Linked DNA regions of Homo sapiens: region 1 is linked to region 2. The links are chromatin loops, found by intact Hi-C in ENCODE. Cell type or tissue: heart left ventricle. All regions are shown on one strand. Links, peaks and the distances in the headings refer to the core of each region. The heading gives the core; the rest is flanking DNA. Region 1 has its middle 33 kb from the start of LINC02311. Region 2 overlaps LOC107984704 (a long non-coding RNA gene).

Region 1 (8,764 bases), core at 377-8,376, 260 kb after region 2:
CTTCCGGGAGCTCTGAGGGCTTAGCAGCCCCATCAGAAGTGCACGGAATATTAGAAGCAGAGAGGTAGGTGTCTTTTAAGATGTGGCTTTTTTGAGACATCTCAGTTCAAACCCTGAATATCTGCCTGACCCCAGACAACTCACTTAACCTCTCTGGCACTGAGAATCACATTTCATGAAGGGAGGGATCCTGTCTGCCTTGTTTATGCTTTGTCCCCAGTGCCCAGCGTAGTTCTGGGAGCATGACTGACACTCAAGCTATGTCATAGTAAGGTCTTGGAATTGGAGTCAGACGGTCTGGATTTGAACTCTGGCTGACATTTACCATGGGAACTGAGGTGAGTTACTTAAACATTTTCTGCTTAGCTTCTTCAGCTGTAAAGTGGTTATACAAATGGTGACTATTTCATTGGGGTTGTTATGAAGATTGAAATGAAATAATTCATGTAAGTATTTCCAACAGTATCTGGCACATAGCATGTACCCAATAAATGTTAACTGTTATTATAATTATTATTTTTGTTGAATAAATGAATGAATCTCTCAGACCTTTAGTTTTCTCTCCTGTAGAAATGGACTAAAATAATCTACCCCCATATATTTGTTCTGAGGATTAAATGAGATAATGTAAGTAAAATGCTCATTTCAATGCCTGGCACAAACGTGGTCAGAGGAAATGGGGTTCTTGTTCAAAGCTGCCATATCCCTTCCTAGAGCCTGAGGTGAATACCTGGGTCTCTCTGTAGCACAGTAGCTGGGAAGATCTTAGCCCCAAGCCAGGAAGTCCTTAGGTTCTGGATCAGAGCCCCACCCCTTCACCGTATTTACCAGCCATCCAAACCCCACCCAGCCATTAGAATTTCCCTTTCTCCCTCTCTGCTCACTTAGGGACTGCTAACTGTCAATAATTTATTTTCCCAATGGGAAAAGAAAAAGTCTCAGGGAGCACATCTTTCTCCTTTGTTCAGGTCTCTCCATTGCTCTCTGCAGCTTCCACTTTTTATAAATGCTTCAATCAAGCTGCCTTCTATAACGCATTCTCCATTTGCTCTCTGCTTACAGCTGAAGCATTTTTGTGACACAGCTTCTATGAAGAACATTATGCAAACTCATGTTGCATTCTACTCTATTCTAAATCTCTAACCTGAGGACATTCCTCTAGAAGTTTAGACACCCCAAAGTCAATGAAGATCACAGCAATCAAAACTCCCATCATCTATTTTCCATTGCAGAGGATGCACACCCCACACAGTGCTTCCATTATAGACAAGTATAGGTTTAAGGCATTGGTGAATGCCAGAGAGAAAGAGCAAAGATTAGACAGAAGGTGTCTGCTTCAAATCACTGGCCCCAAAAGTAGCAGGGCATCAGGAGCATCCACTCAGCTTTTAAGAAGGGAAACTCCTGGCCAGGCACAGTGGCTCATGCCTGTAATCCCAGAACTTTGGGAGGCCAAGGCGGGCAGATCACCTGAGATCAGGAGTTCAAGACCAGCCTGGCCAACATGGTGAAACCCCATCTCCACTAAAAATACAAAAACTAGCCAGGCGTGGTGGTGTGCACCTGTAATCCCAGCTACCCAGGAGGCTGAGACAGGAGAATCGCTTGAACCCAGGAGGCAGAGGTTGCGGTGAGCCAAGATCATGCCACTGCGCTCCAGCATGAGCAACAGAGCAAGACTCCATCTCAAAAAAAAAAAAAAAAAAAAAAGAAGGGAAACTCCTTACTCTTCCCTTGTGGATTATATTATAATGACACCACCAGGACATACAGACTTACAGGGACAAAGTATCCCACAGGGACAATGGGCCAAAACCTGTGGAGTTTCGGTTCTATATTGATAAATCAGTGACACAAAAGCATCCCTACTTCAGGGTCTGTCTGGTAGGAAAGGACACAATGAGAACCAAGCAGTAGGTCTGAAAGACCTTTCCTTCTTTTTTATTGAGTAGCTACTTCGATTTTCCCAAACATATTGTGTCCGGAGTTAGTTCCTTCTGGTGGTTTCGTGGTCTCGCTGACTTCAAGAATGGAGCCATGGACTTTCACGGTGAGTGTTACAGCCCTTAAAGATGGCACAGACCCAAAATTGAACAACATCAAGATTTATTGTGAAGAGCAAAAGAACAAAGCTTCTGCTGCTGGCTGGGGTGGCCAGCATTTATTCCCTTATTTGTCTCCGCCCACGTCCTGCTGATTGGTCCATTTTACAGAGCACTGATTGGTGCATTTTTACAGAGCACTGATTGGCGCATTTTACAAACCTCTAGCTAGCCACAGAGTGCTGATTGGTGCATTTTACAATCCTAGCTACAGAGTGCTGATTGGTGCATTTTACAATCCTCTTGTAAGACCAAAAAGTTCTCCAAGTCTCCACCCAACCCAGAAGTCCAGCTGGCTTCACCTCTCAATATGACTTTGAAGAATTTGGAGGATGACAAGCAGAGATTTATTTAAGTCTAATGATGAGATGAATCATTTTTTTAAAAAGATAAAACCAAAAATGACAAAGAAAGACAGACTTGTAAATGAGCATTGCCTATATACACACACGGGGTGCGGACTGGGCAAACTAGGAGCAATCAACCCTCTACTTTATCTTTCAGTGTCTAAAACTGAAAGAGAGAGAAAGACAAAAGCCTTCAAGATGAAGCCACCCCAGTCAGGCACTTAGGGTAGCTTTTTTTTTTTTAATAGAAATGTGAAATGTGGTTCAAAGAAAGCAATCACTGTAGGTCGTAAACTCTCCCTCTTGCTTAAGTTCTTTTGAGTTGAGGTTCTTTCATTGACTACTAAATGATGTGTTGCCCAAAGGCCTTAACCTACCTGTGGTGCCTCAGCCTTTGTAGTTTAACTGTTTCATTCCCACTTGTGTGTGTGCTATAGCACCTCTCAATAAACTTGGAAAAAGTTCTGCTTCTAGGTACCCTGAGGTTACCTTTACGAGTTCATGACACAGATCTTGGACTGGACTTTTACTCAAGAGGAGGAAAAAGTTCCTGGTTTGGACTCAAGACTCCAAAATCAAAGTGAGGAATGAAAACAGAAACTAAAGATAACTTTTTCTATTTCCAATTCCCTTAAGCCCAGACACCTGATACCCGGATATGGTTCAGACTTCATCCCACTCACAGACTGCAAAGTAAATGTGGGAGAAGTGTGGTTCTTATCCTTAGGGTGGCTTGTTGCCCTCTTATATGCATTGCTTCTTTCCTTCCATTATGCAAATCCATTGGCCAGTATAAGCATTGTACACTCCTACAACCCCCAGCCCCTGCAGTAGGCCACCAAATGTTATTTCAGGTGGACTGAAGGTCACACAGGAACTCCTACATGTCATAAATGACATGGAAGGAACAGACTCTGAAACTACAAATGTCTGGTATTCAGTAAACTAGGCAATCTGGCCTCAAAAAGTTCACAGATGTTGTTACCCTAAGACAACATTTTTCTTCCACTTTTTTAGGCATAGCAGATCTTTTTTTTAACCCTACACATTCATGCCTTCTTCTACTTTGTTCTTTTATCTAGACGGTGAAATATAATTGGCAAATTTAAATCCATGCAAAAGGATTAATGCCTTGTGGAAAGAAGTGCAGGTGAATAGAAATGCTGGAGGTGGATCCCAAGATCTAAAGTCAAGGACTGGATCAGGGAAGTCACTGGACAACTTTGAGCTTAATTAATCTCATCAAGAAATATATATAAAGATTAACTTCTCCATCTTCCATGTGTTGTGAGAATCATTGAGAAACAGCAATACATTGTATTAGAATAAAGACAGTGTATAAAAACCAAGAAGATATGCCTCACTCACTATCATCACCATCCTCACCATCACGATATGATCATCACCATTTTTACTCCATTAGTGCCTTAAATGTTTTCCATGTTGTACTGCTGCCACCTAATGGCAGAGCTGAATGAATGTGAAGCTTCCTTCAAGTCACATACTCTGGTTTTGCCTTTTCTTAAATCTGTATTCACCTGGACTGAAGTCAGAAAATGTACAGGCTGGAAAAAAATAAACAGAAATGACTGCACTTGTTATACTTGGCAAGTAGAATTCTGCCCCAACCTTGAATAAATGGGGCAGAAATGAGCCCCAGGTCTAGATTAAGGGAACGCCCACCAGGTGGTCTTATCCATTTTTCATTAGTCCAAATGTGTTTTGTATGTAACAAACCATGCTCCTATTAACTTCCAGACATAAAATGAAAACATTTAGAGCAAGCTGTGGACTGATTATCAGAATTGGAGGGAGTGTGGCATTTTGAAACTCTTGAGACAGAAGACTGGGTCTACTGGTGTAAGGAGCTGTAGCGGCAACTGGTTGCAGGAATTGTACATATGGCCTTGCAGAACATCTTTCCAAGGCGTCTCAGACTGTGTGGTCACTCTCAAAAGGACAACAGTTTTACTCCCAGAATTTATGAAGAGACAAAGGCTCTGACTCCTCTTTGGTTTCCTTCTTAAAACATTCTACTTAGACATTCCACAGGGCAATAAAAACTAATAACTAGCCGTTTGCACTTTTCATTTCCATGGTAACTTTCCTACGTAGGTATTCCAAAGTTCTTATAAAAATAGGGAATGCCGATTGACCTACATCCAGGAAATGAGGCGATAGTTTTATTTCAGGTCCTTAAGCAGAAACCTACCCATTTTCATATGAGTATCTGTCTGCAGAAAGTCAATGGGGCTCTAAGTGCAAGGACATTGTCCCACACACTTGGACAGAAATAAAGCAGCTGGAGAAGACTGCTGAATTCAGGCTTCTCTCCAACAGTGAAGAAAGCCCAACCTGGCATGGTGAAAGAACCCCTCTATCACAATATAACTTGGGATTCACGAAGATGGCAGAAGATTTTGGAGAATGACTGGATTTACTATCTTACAGAACAAGAACTAAATATATTTTAATGTACATGAAACTGCAAACAAATTTTCAATATGATAGAGAGTCTGAGTGAAAAATGAAAATCCATACTTAAAGTAGAGGAGGACAGAAATAGAAATTGTTACATTGAAAGAATCAATCTGAACTCATCATTTTAAACAGGAAATATATTTTCCATCCCTGTCAATGATCCAAAACCAGCAGCTTCACCTTTTCCCAACACTCACGTCTAATTCTGGTCTGTGCAACCAATTGGTCAGCAGCCCAGACTCTTCATCTTAGCTAGTCTGGGAGACTATTATTTTTCAGTTGAGAGTGCTAAGATTATCACAAGCCTAGGATGAAAATAGAATACTGTATGTGGTAAATTTACTGTAATTCTAGAAAGATAACTCTGAGAAGAAACCAAAATTAAGGTGTAAGAATAAGAATGGAAATAAGAATTACAATGAAAATAGAAATAAGAATAAAAATAACATGAGAATAAAGACGTGGAACATGACATTTCAATTCATGTTATTTGCATTATGGTAGTAAGTTTTATTGTAAGTGTGTTAATGTATTAATCACTGAAGTATTTTGTATGTCTTCTGTCTGCATCCTAGCATGTTTAAAGCATTTTGAAAAATTTCTGGAGATGTGTGCTTTTAATTAAATCATCAGAAGGGTTTTATGGGACAAATTTAACTTTGCAGCCAATGTCTAAGAATTTGGGAAAATTCATTGAATCAATATGTTTTTATTTATCATAATCTACCAATATGTGAATATTTAAAAGAATGTTTATTATTTATTGCTTAAAAATAATTGGTTGATAAATTCAAAATATCAAGAATTTAGACATTAGGCAACCATCGAAAGTTAATAAAAAGGCTTTACAGATAAAAGCCATTTGGGTATTAACAATTTTTTTATAGCTATATAATAGCTCTAGTATGCAGAAGGTTGTGTAAATGTTCAGCAACTCTTCTCAGTGGGATGGTAGGAACCTTACTTAGCCCATGTATCTGAGCAAGTAGTCCTGGGTTTCTACTTACCGTACGTGGGGAAATGTTTCCTTCTATTTCCAGGCCTTTGTTATTTTTGTAAAATGCCCATAGTTTTGTCTGTCTTTAACTTTGGGCTTGTGTTTCACTTTCTCTATCCTAATCAAAGTGTCAATGCTCTATGCTGATTTCATAGGCAGTATATGGCAACCTTGTTCCTACTGACTCTTTGGTGTGAATTGGCGTTTGTGTTAGCAAGACTCCTTGATTGCTTGTCAGAAGTCCCTACACAAATTACCTCAGACAAATACAAATTATGGGCTCATATGTCCTGCACAGACAAAGGTGTGGCTGGGATGACCAGACCAGACACTCAAAGCGCTGCCAGATCTCTTGTCTGTGCTTCTTTCTGAATACTAGCTTTGATTTTCTTTTACTGTAAACAGATTTCCTCCACACTGTGGTAAATATGGCTGCCTGGATCAATGGGCTCACATTCTAACAGTTACCTGACTCAAAGACAAAAGTGTTTCTCTCTCCAAGCTTGAGTTTAAGAAAATTCCATGGCAGAAAAGAACAAAGATGCAGGCATCACACTCCCTGACTTCAAACTATACTACAAGGCTACAGTAACCAAAACAGCATGGTACTGGTAACAAAACAGAGATATAGACCAATGGAACAGAATAGAGCCCTCAGAAATAATACCACACATCTACAACCATCTGATCTTTGACAAACCTGACAAAAACAAACAATGGGGAAAGGATTCCCTATTTAATAGATAGTGCTGGGAAAACTGGCTAGCCACATGTAGAAACCTGAAACTGGAACCCTTCCTTACACCTTATACAAAAATTAATTTGAGATGGATCAAAGACTTAAATGTTAGACCTAAAACCATAAAAACCCTAAAAGAAAACCTAGGCAATACCATTCAGGACATAGGCATGGGCAAGGACTTCATGACTAAAACACCAAAAGCAATGGCAACAAAAGCCAAAATTGACAAATGGGATCTAATTAAACTAAAGAGCTTCTGCACAGTAAAAGAAACTACCATCAGAGTGAACAGGCAACCTACAGAATGGGAAAAAATTTTTACCATCTACCCATCTGACAAAGAGCTAATATCCAGAATCTACAAAGAACTTAAACAAATTTACAAGAAAAAAAATCAAACAACCCCATCAAAAAGTGGGCAAAGGATATGAACAGACATTTCTCAAAAGAAGATATTTATGCAGCCAACAGACACATGAAAAAATGCTCATCATCACTGGCCATTAGAGAAATGCAAATCAAAACCACAATGAGATACCATCTCACACCAGTTAGAATGGTGATCATTAAAAAGTCAGGAAACAACAGGTGCTGGAGAGGATATAGAGAAATAGGAATACTTCTACATTGTCGGTGGGACTGTAAACTAGTTCAACCATTGTGGAAGACAGTGTGGCAATTCCTTAAGGATCTAGAACCAGAAATACCATTTGACCGAGCCATCCCATTACTGGGCATATACCCAAAAGATTATAAATCATGCTGCTATAAAGACACCTGCACACGTATGTTTACTGTGGCACTATTCACAATAGCAAAGACTTGGAACTAACCCAAATGTCCATCAATGAGAGACTGGATTAAGAAAATGTGGCACAAATACACCATGAAATACTACGCAGCCATAAAAAAGGATGAGTTCATGTCCTTTGAAGGGACATGGATGAAGCTAGAAACCATCATCCTGAGCAAACTATCGCAAGGACAGAAAACCAAACACTGCATGTTCCCCACTCATAGGTGGGAATTAATCAATGAGAACACTTGGACACAGGGTGGGGAACATCACACACTGGGGCCTGTCGTGGGGTGGGGGGAGGATGGAGGGATAGCATTAGGAGATATACCTAATGTAAATGACGAGTTAACGAGTACAACACGCCAACATGGCACATGTATACATATGTAACAAACCTGCACGTTGTGCACATGTACCCTAGAACTTAAAGTATAATAAAAGAAAGAAAAAAGAAAGAAAGAAAGAAAGAAAGAAAGAAAGAAAGAAAGAAAGAAAGAAAGAAAGAAAGAAAATCCCACGGCAGGACTACAGTTGACCACATAAAGCCAGCCAGACTATGATCAGCTTATGGCAGTGCCAAGGCCTAAAGATGAATTACAATGAATTAGATTAAGTTCTAGCCATATCTATCTATTTGCCCCATGTCATAATAAAACCTATACTTGGACTTAAATGTAATCATGCGAAGATAAAACTTAAGTTGCATTAAGTCTTCAGGCTCTTTTTTGGATTGAGACAGAGAGACAATTAACAAAAAGCATAAATATATTTGAATGCATGTTAAAATTGTGAGTGAGTGGGGAGAAGCTCCAGAAGCACCAATGAAGTAACCATAAAGACGTAGTTGAGCACTTACTGGAAGCTAAGTGGATGCCTTGCAGATATTTTTGCATAAAAGAGATGCAAACCTTGGTAGAACTAAAAAACTTTGTCCTCTTTATAGGAAAATGGTGTGACTGATCTTCTCAGTATATTGGAAGCTTTGATGTGTGCTTCTTACCTTTTAACTGTTTTTCCTACCAGTAGAATAGATTCCTACTGGGCCTTCTGTATCTTTTGTAGTCTCTGCTTTTGATCAAGGTCATGCACATTTTTAAATGTGTGGCTAGGACTCCTTGATGCCTTGACATTATAAGCCCAACTCAAACGCTAGGGGAGAAATATCAGCTGTTAAAGTTGCATTTGCTTCAAGAAGTCCATGCCTAGCGCTCATAAAGCTAAAAAGCTAAATACTCAGCCTCAAAGTCCCAAATTCCTACCTACCTTCCTCCTATAAACATCCTCATATTCCCCTTG
Region 2 (8,764 bases), core at 360-8,359:
GCAAAGAGAGCTTAAAGCTGAAAAAGAAAGTTTACTCTTTATATATTCATTATGAAGAAAAGAGTGCTCTCTAATATTGATTCTTATAATTTATACTAACAACATTAGAATACATTCAAAGAAGAAAAAAGCAATTTTTACTGTGGTATCAAAATTATGGTATTCTTAAATACAAAGGAATTGGGATGATTTTTGTTCAATTAATCAGAAAATTTGTTTAAAGAAGAGAATAATAAAAATTTAGGCAAACATACATTAAACTTTTTTTTAACCTTAAACACATAAAGAATAACTCAGCAATTTTTTTTTTTTTTTTTTGAGATGGAGTCTTGCTCTGTCACCAGGCTGGAGTGCAGTGGTGGGATGGATGTTGGCTCACTGCAACCTCCACCTCTTGAGTTCATGCAATTCTCCTGCCTCAGCCTCCCAAGTAGCAGGGACTAAAGGCATGCTGGTCTCAAACTCCTGACCTCAAATGATCTGGCTACCTCAGCCTCCCAAAGTGCTGGGATTACACATGTGAACAACGGTGCCCAGCCTAAGCAATCTTTTGTTGAAGGTCAAGCTCTCTTCTTTGAAAGCATATCCAATAAATGAAATTTTAGCCTACTTTTCTTGCGTAACACCATATGTGTTGTATCATCCAAGACTCTCAGTTCTCATTTCTTTAAAGAAAAGAGGGAATTTAGGCAGTTACAAAGCAATCTCAATGCAAGATCCTTCTAGATATTTATTTTTCTCCAGTCTTTTAAAAACTCTCACCAACATCTAATTTGATTTCATATTGTTGACAATTTATCTTTATTAAGTGTTTAAAAAGCATTCAACTTAGTTTTACAGAGACAAGTTTGTTCTCTAACATATGATTGATTGGCTTATGTAACATTAGGTAAATTACACAATTAGAATAATGGGCACAACTGATAGACAAGTTTAGAAACAAAGACAACTGACTCTTAGTAAATATAAAACGCAACTGGAGGGTTTAACTTTTATGAAAGTTCAGCATACTGGGGCCATCAATCATATGCCTATATCTGTTAGCTATTACCATAATCATGCAATAAACACATAACCATAGTGTCTCATAACAACAAATATTTACATTTCTGACTCACAGGTTTCTGGATACTTTGGGGTTCAGCTGAGCTGGTTTCAGACTGCAGGTTAGAATAGGCATGCTTTCTGTATCTCACTCTAGATCCCAGAATGAAAGGGTAGTGGCTACCTGGGACCTGTTATTTTCATGATGACAGTAGGACAAGAGAGCCAAGCTAAACCATAAAAATACATGTCAAGTCTCCTCTTACGTCAGATCTACTAGCATTCCATCAGCCAAAGTAAAGTCATATGGCCAAGTCCAAAGTCACAGAGAAGGAAAGCACACTCAATCTGTCATTGGGCCATGTCAAGAGAGTGGCTCCAGAATTCTCTAACAGGTGAAGAATTGGGGCCAATATCTCTATCTACTCCAATGTTTTACAGAGTGAAAAAGCAGAGTGTTTAATCCAGGGAATCTGTTAAGTGGAAGTCAAGAGACATTTGATTAGACTTAGGGTCAAATGAAGTAATGAATACAATGAACTCTACTTTTATTTCTTGGTTATTCCATTCACTAATCCATATAATCAACAAAAGTATATCCTGTGCATTTTATGCACCTAATATTCTGGAGATATGAAAAAATTAAGTAAAAAGTTTCCTTTGCTCTTGACTGCCTAATGGATTATCTATGCTGAGAGATAAAGAAGAATGATTCAGACTAAACAGTAAAACAGAAAAAAAATGTGATTCTTTGACTTTGAATGCCTTTAGGAAGACAATACATTTAATTTCATAATATGCTTCTGCATGAACTAATGATAAAATCAGCTAACATGCTTTGATTATTGTTAGCAGCAAATTATTACATACTGTCTTTTACCTCCATCCCTTCAGATTGTCACACTAGGTATATTAAGTGTGTGTGAGAGAAGAAGGACAACATACTCCCTGAGACTAGGAAATCCTGAAGTGCTCTTCAGACGAAGATACCTGGACAACACCAAATCAATAAACAGGTGCATTTAACAAAAGAGAGAGGTTTTGATAATGGGAAACAGAACAATTACTATCCTGAAGATATTTATATTTCTCTTGCAGGCAAATGTTAAGTACACTTACAGAGGTTACATACGGTAGAGGAAAGAATACTGTATCATCAAGGATTCTCCCATTTCAATTCCTTAAAGTGGAATAAGAACTTAAACCCTCAGGAAAGAGACTGTGAAATTCTAATGTTTACTCTATCATTAGTGATGTCACCTTTGCCAAAGCATCTAACATTTGTAAGTGTTGTCTTCCCTACAAACTGTCCCTACTTGCTCTTCCCCTCCCAAGGCTGGGATAGATGGAACCCTTTGATTCCTTTACATCTTAATCCTATCTCTATTACCTGAACTATTAAATTGCTTTATAATTACTGTGCATATATTTGCCTCTTGCACCACCAAGTTTCTCGAGATCAGAGCCAATGTCTTATGCCTGTTTGTAAAATAAATCTATGAAAGAAAATAAGACTTATTGATGATTGGTTTAAAATACTCAAAACTCTACTATAGCCACCTGTGAAATTGTGTGAAAATCTTTTTAAGTTCATTTTGACTGAAGAAATCCCAATATTTTTTTGAGAACAACTCTCAATCTCTGCCCCATAAAGTATAATAATTTCTATTATAGGCCCCAAGCCCCAATTCAATAGAGCACATTACTACTTTATTTTTCAACATTACATTTAAGCTCTGGCCTGGTTATGTGACTTTGAAAATAAAATTCAGGCCTTCAATCTGTCATCTTTTGCTTGTAGACAATGAAAATGCACAAAGATGAAAATCTTGATGCTTCATGGACTCACCATAATGCTGTGCTAATACAACAGCCTGTGGAGCAGGCCTTTGGTGTGACCCAGAGAAAATGCTTGAATATTAACTTTAGAAGAGAATTGAGGTGTCATTTGATCTAAGATTGTTTATTTTATAATTAAGAAAATTGAGTTCCTAAGAGATGAAGTGATTTGCATAAGGGTACCATAAGTCTTATAAACAACAGGCCTGGGACTTACAACAAGTCTAATGTGTATTTTTTTTAATGAGAAGGGTGGAGAATTACTCAATATCTTGCTTCTTTGCATGCCACACATATCACTTTATTGTATTTACCACCATGAAAACTCTTCACAAACATTCATCACTCCAGAATTCTCTACCTTAATTTATGAAGAGCTGCGCAATGATGGACAAGCCATTTAACCCCTCTGATTTTGATTCTAATAAGGAACATGGCCTAGATGACTTTAAGATCCCTTCTGCATACACTCTGGGCAACAGAGGGATTAGAGTGGGGTTTGGTAATACTTGTTAAAGAAAAGAGATTGAAATATATATAGAGAGAGAATGTGAATATATATCATCCATATATATATATATAGATGACTCCGAGAGCTTAGACATTGATGGAGAGACTTTTTTTTTCCCTATATCAGTAGGTTTTCATTGTGATGTCAGTCTTAAGAATACAACAAACATTCTTATTGTACTCAAACACAATTGGGATCTGTCACTGAAGCATTGCAAAGGGGCTACCAAAATCTGAAAGCTTTTGTAAATAGGGCAAGATTATTTAAATTACACCAAGGAATTGAGCATCAAAGAAAAAGAGAAAAGAAAAACAAATTATATACATGTACATATACATATATACGCATATATGTGTGTGTATATACACACACACTAATCTTGGGTAAAATATTAGCCACAGATAAATTAAAAAGCTACAAAACAATACTTTAAGCCATCTAAATGTTTCTGAAGGCATTCATATCTTTTGTGTTCCTAAGTCATTTTCAAAACTCTCATATTGATCTTGATTTATTTTCATTATAATATTCATTTGGGGAGAATTTGTAGTGAAGTAGGCAAAATTATATAACTAGTATGAGTGTAATGTGGTGGGTTTGTTCTGGTAATAGAATAAACATTTTATAAATGAGTACTTTTGATCTAGCATTAGGAATTCATTCCAAAAAAAAAAGATTCATGTAAAATATTGTGCAAAACCAAAAATACTTCTTAATACCCAAAACTAGTGGCAATACTTTAGTGTCAGAGTCACAACTACCACCAGCCTCCTGAGATCCTGATAGTGGGCTTTCCCTTATACAACGCTACAGCCTACCATCTAGACGCAAACAAATATTAGAAGTGAAAGGGCCTTTTGTCATTATCTTCTCCTAACTCCTCATCTGATAAATAGGAAACTGATGGCAAACTAGTGGTGGTGAAGTGAATCACTCCCATCTAGAACTATTTATAGTCACCGTAGGTTTTCCTTACATAACAAACACAGGAGTGATGGTTCTTCCTTGTCTAGCCCAATACTAATCAGATTTCACCCTTTTTCTATCACAGCTTTATTACTCCACAAAATAGCTAGTTTCTACTGGCAACATTTCTCTTACTAGGCCAGTTCCCAGGAGGAAAATTAACATCACCCACGTGTTCCAAAACTTAACCTACTTTTTTGGTTGCTGATGGATCTGAAGACAGGATCACATTGCACTGGCTCACTCAGACTGTTTTCCACAGGCCCTGTAATGCCTAGTAAATCTGGGTTCAATCTGTGGTTCGTTAAAAAATGCCTGGACTTCTCATAAAACAAAATGGAAAGAATTTCTTACCTGTCTTCTCTTCTGTCTTCTCTTGGTACCAGACTAAGCATACTTTTTCAGTAGATGACATGAAATGACTACCTCATGAAGATCCATTTCACACTTCAACTCCTAAGCAATCATATTTTCTAGGACATGTTCCCATAGACAATTAAAGTAAATATTTTGTATGGCACCCAAAGTCTTTTGCAAAGCCCAGTAATCATTTCAGGTAATGGGAAAATAATGGCAGAAGCTCCGGAACTAAGCCACTAAAAGCCATCTTTTGAGACTAACATGTGCAAATGAGTTGGCTAGGTTCTACTAATTTTAACACACAGTAATTTACATGATTATTTAAATCTTTTTAACTGCATCAGTATTTAAACTGCATTTGTATGTCTGAAAGACCAGAAGCCCTGTTAAAAATCTCTTGGAAACCCACTGGTAATTTATTAAGAAGTAATGACTTTAGTGACCTTAAGAATTCACAACACATAATTTTGAGAATACACCCGAGGTTCACCAGAAGCCTGGAACAACCTGCAATTGGCTATGCTCACTTTGGAAGGCATAAAGAACCTGTCTTCCCCTGAAGCAACTGATTCTACTTCCTTAAAGAGATCAATGACCTAGCTCACTCATCTATCTGAGGGCTCCCTCCCTAAATCTGATCTTCTTCCATCTGCTTTGAAAGTGGGTTAAGCCCTCTGGGTCATGTAAAGTCTGCAGCATAACCTGAAAACAACTTGATATAAGCCCAGCACCAAAAAGTCCTCATGACTACCCTGTTTGGTTCCCCCAAAGCACTACTGTCCATATGGAGAGGTATTTTATAACCCTTCATGGCTTTTTACTTCTTTCCAGTATTAAAGTATATAAGCAACTAAAAGGGATGATTTCTCAGCTGCAATAGCTCATTTGAAATTCACTCCATAATTAACAACTTTGAAAGCAAAGAGGTAAATTTTGTCACATGTATTATTAAAGCAGAGTGAAGTCCCCCAGGACCAAATTAGATGCTTGATTAAAAATGTCCGTGGTAAAAGAAACAAGTAGATAGGGATTTGTGCTCTCAGCAATCCCAAATTAGCACACTGATTGAAGCACCTGTTCAAGCCATGTGGAAAGACACAGATCTTGGGACTGCCCTGGTGAATGAGGACTCAAGTTTCCCAACTTGAATGCAGGTCAGCTAGAATGCAAATGGGGTCATCTGAAACTAGAGGAGATAAGCGAATGAGAGGAGGGACCCAATGGGCAGGTAATCATGGTGTAATGAAAAAAGTAATGAGTGGAAATTCGTAAACCTGGATTCATTCATTCTTTAACAATTCCATTTTATTTCCAAGTACTGTGCTACATGATAGGTTGTAGGCTTCTGTTTTGTTCCCTGCCACTCCTGATCTTGGCCATGACTCCTGCTGCCTCTACACCTCCATTTCCACTTGTGTAAATTAACAGGGTGGAAAGAAATGATTATTAAAGGAACGCACACAATTTTAGGAAAAGAATGCAAGTTAAAACTTTAATTTTTTAATTTTATTTGGAGATACAGTATATTTTCCTTTAACTACATTCAACTGGATTTTGTCAAGACTTTTTAAACTCTAATCCCCTGACAAGCTTCTAAAATTGTTCACAATTGTCTCCAAGTAGTGCTACACAGTCATGGGTAGAAAGTCAAACTTCACCAAGGCAGACAGGACTGCCACTTTGGCAGGGGAATAATCCTACAACTCCGATGCCTCAGAAAGATGAGGACGACAAAACACCTTCTTAACTTGTTGGTAATTATGGCAGGCAAGAGAGAATTTAATGAGCTTGGCAAAATAGCTCAGTGGCACTCTGCCTAGTCTCAGCTCTGTGCATCCCATATCCAGGGAGAGTCCTTTGTTGAAACAGACCTGATTCTCTTGAGTTACTTTTGCCCTTTCTGTTTTTCTCCTAAAGCAATATGTTTGGTTGACAGAAAAATTCTTCCCTACAAAGGCACCTACCAAGCTTACACATAATACAAATTCAATTAAATTTTTTAAAGCTATAAGAAAACACGCTAACGTAGTAATCCCACAGACTGTACCTTAATGATCATGCCGACCGTGGCCAAGTTAAAACTGTTGTGGGAATCATAATTTGGAATTTCCTGCTCCATTTAAAGTCTCCAGGGTCAAATTGCCATAAAGATCTTTCTTATATTGAAATTCCATCTTTCCAGAAAGTAAAGAACAACCTACCTTTATATCCAAAGGAAATCAAATCCAAGAGAAGAATTAGAAAGTGACCTTGGATATGTCATTTCACCCTTCCGAAGCTCATCAATGAAATGAAGGTTGTTGGATCTCTTAGTCCCTTGCCAGCACTAACATCATGTGATTCTGCTGTACAGGTGCTACCCAGTAATTGAGGGTTATATAAATCACACAGGAGTAAGAAAGAACACTAGACCACTAAGAAAGGCAGTTAGAAGCATACAGCTCAGATCCCCTTCAAAACGTCAGCCAACAGGCTTTTTTTCCTTGGCTTACTGCCTTTTTAGCTGTCAACACCTTATACTGCCTCTTCCACAGGATTTTTTAAATGAATAAAATAAAAATGCTTTAAAATGATCTAAACTCTAAAGGATGACTTCAGGCTAAGAAGGTTAAAAACTGCTGGTGAATAAAAGGTTAAGATGACCATTCATTGAAGAATGTGGTTTCCGTGGTTATTTTGTATTATACACTGAAGACATTTTTCCTAAAGTTCTTATCTCAAGATATGGCACATTCCAGGCTCTATCCTCACATGACAACCTATATTTTACAGAATCCTTAATTAGTGAGTGAAGCCCTATGACATATTGTAAGGTTTTGATGACACAGAATGTACAAGTAAAAGCCTTTCTCAGTGACAAGGGAGAAGGTCTACTTATGAGTTGCATTTGAATTAGCATATTTTTTCTCATTCTTGAAAACAACTTTTGTCCATGTGATTAAAATCTAGCTACCACATTAAAGAAGAAGAAAAAGAAGGAAGGAATGAGAATGAAGAAGAGGAAGAGGAGGTGAAGGGAATGAAAGGGAAGGGAAGGATGTAGAACATAAGAGTTGGTATAAGGCTGTGGGAATGAAGAGAAGTGAGGAATACAGGGACCCAGTTTTGCACTAATTAGTTTTGTGCTTGATCTTAAATAAATCAGTAGATTTCTCTGATCCTAGATCCTTCATCTATAGAATGATTTGGCTGAATTATTAATGATTATTAATGGTGTTTACCATTTCTTCCAACTCAAACATGCCATGACTAAAAGTAACTAGAAAATAGTTATGATTGAACACCCATGTGGGAATGTGGAATAATTTAAAGTCCTGATTTGTAATCTTTTGAAGATCAAGAAAAGTTTTGGTGGGTTTGTGTGTATGTCTGAGGGAGCAGTAGGGGTGACTGGTTGCTTGCTTGTTTTTAATCTGTCAGCTCAGGGGGACACTTTTTACCCTTAGCATCTCTCCTAAATTTCTGAATTCACAATATGTCAGAAGATTATCAAAGTTGTCTTATTCCTTCCTCTAGGGACCCATAAACAATTATTCAAATGTTTTCAACTTGCAGTCAACTAAAGCAGCTCTGAAAGAGTTGAAGGAGTTAGGTTAGAGTTTCTGTCAGCGATCTTAGATGGAGGGTGTTAGGAGTCATTGAAATGTAGATGGCAGGGAGAAAACTGTTACAAAGCACTCAGAGAGTCTAAAATGAAAAGAATTATATTAGTGCCAATGAGTATTATTTCATAAAAATTCCCTTTGTGACTGATGAGAAGGAGCTTAAATCTTCAAATAAAGCATTTAATTCACACCTGACAGCGATTTTCAGAGTATGGAACAAGCAATGTTAGTAATTCCATTCTTAGCCCAAGGAAAAACTGTGCTGCAGAATAGAGTGGCAATAAAATAAATGTCTGTGGTTCTTGAAAAAGAAAAACTCCGAACAGAAAGGCCCTCTAGCAAAAGGAGTAAGCCCTGTGCCAGCCTGAATTCCTCTAACTTTCAACTCGCAGGTTAAGGGGCTTGCAATGCTCATGTTATTTCTGCACTGGTTTGACTT

Evidence for each region. A loop is a pair of places that touch in the nucleus more often than their neighbours do. Peaks named below come from ENCODE experiments on the same cell type or tissue, not always from the same donor. Only the 100,000 strongest peaks of a DNase experiment are listed, where the experiment ranks them.
Region 1: it touches region 2 in a loop (3.0-fold over the local background); 6 of 110 quality-filtered maps call a loop at or near these places.

The regions. Positions count from the first base shown.
Region 1 is chr14:81,705,582-81,714,345 of GRCh38, reverse strand. No RefSeq gene overlaps it. Among named protein-coding and RNA genes, the nearest start is that of LINC02311, 33 kb to the left of the region's middle. In heart left ventricle, for the core only: a CTCF peak has its summit at 3,902 (motif pointing left); no DNase peak of the experiment used is centred there; H3K27me3 peaks cover 427 bases.
Region 2 is chr14:81,970,550-81,979,313 of GRCh38, reverse strand. The region is part of intron 3 of LOC107984704 (a long non-coding RNA gene); the gene reads right to left. Among named protein-coding and RNA genes, the nearest start is that of LINC02311, 230 kb to the right of the region's middle. In heart left ventricle, for the core only: no CTCF peak of the experiment used is centred there; no DNase peak of the experiment used is centred there.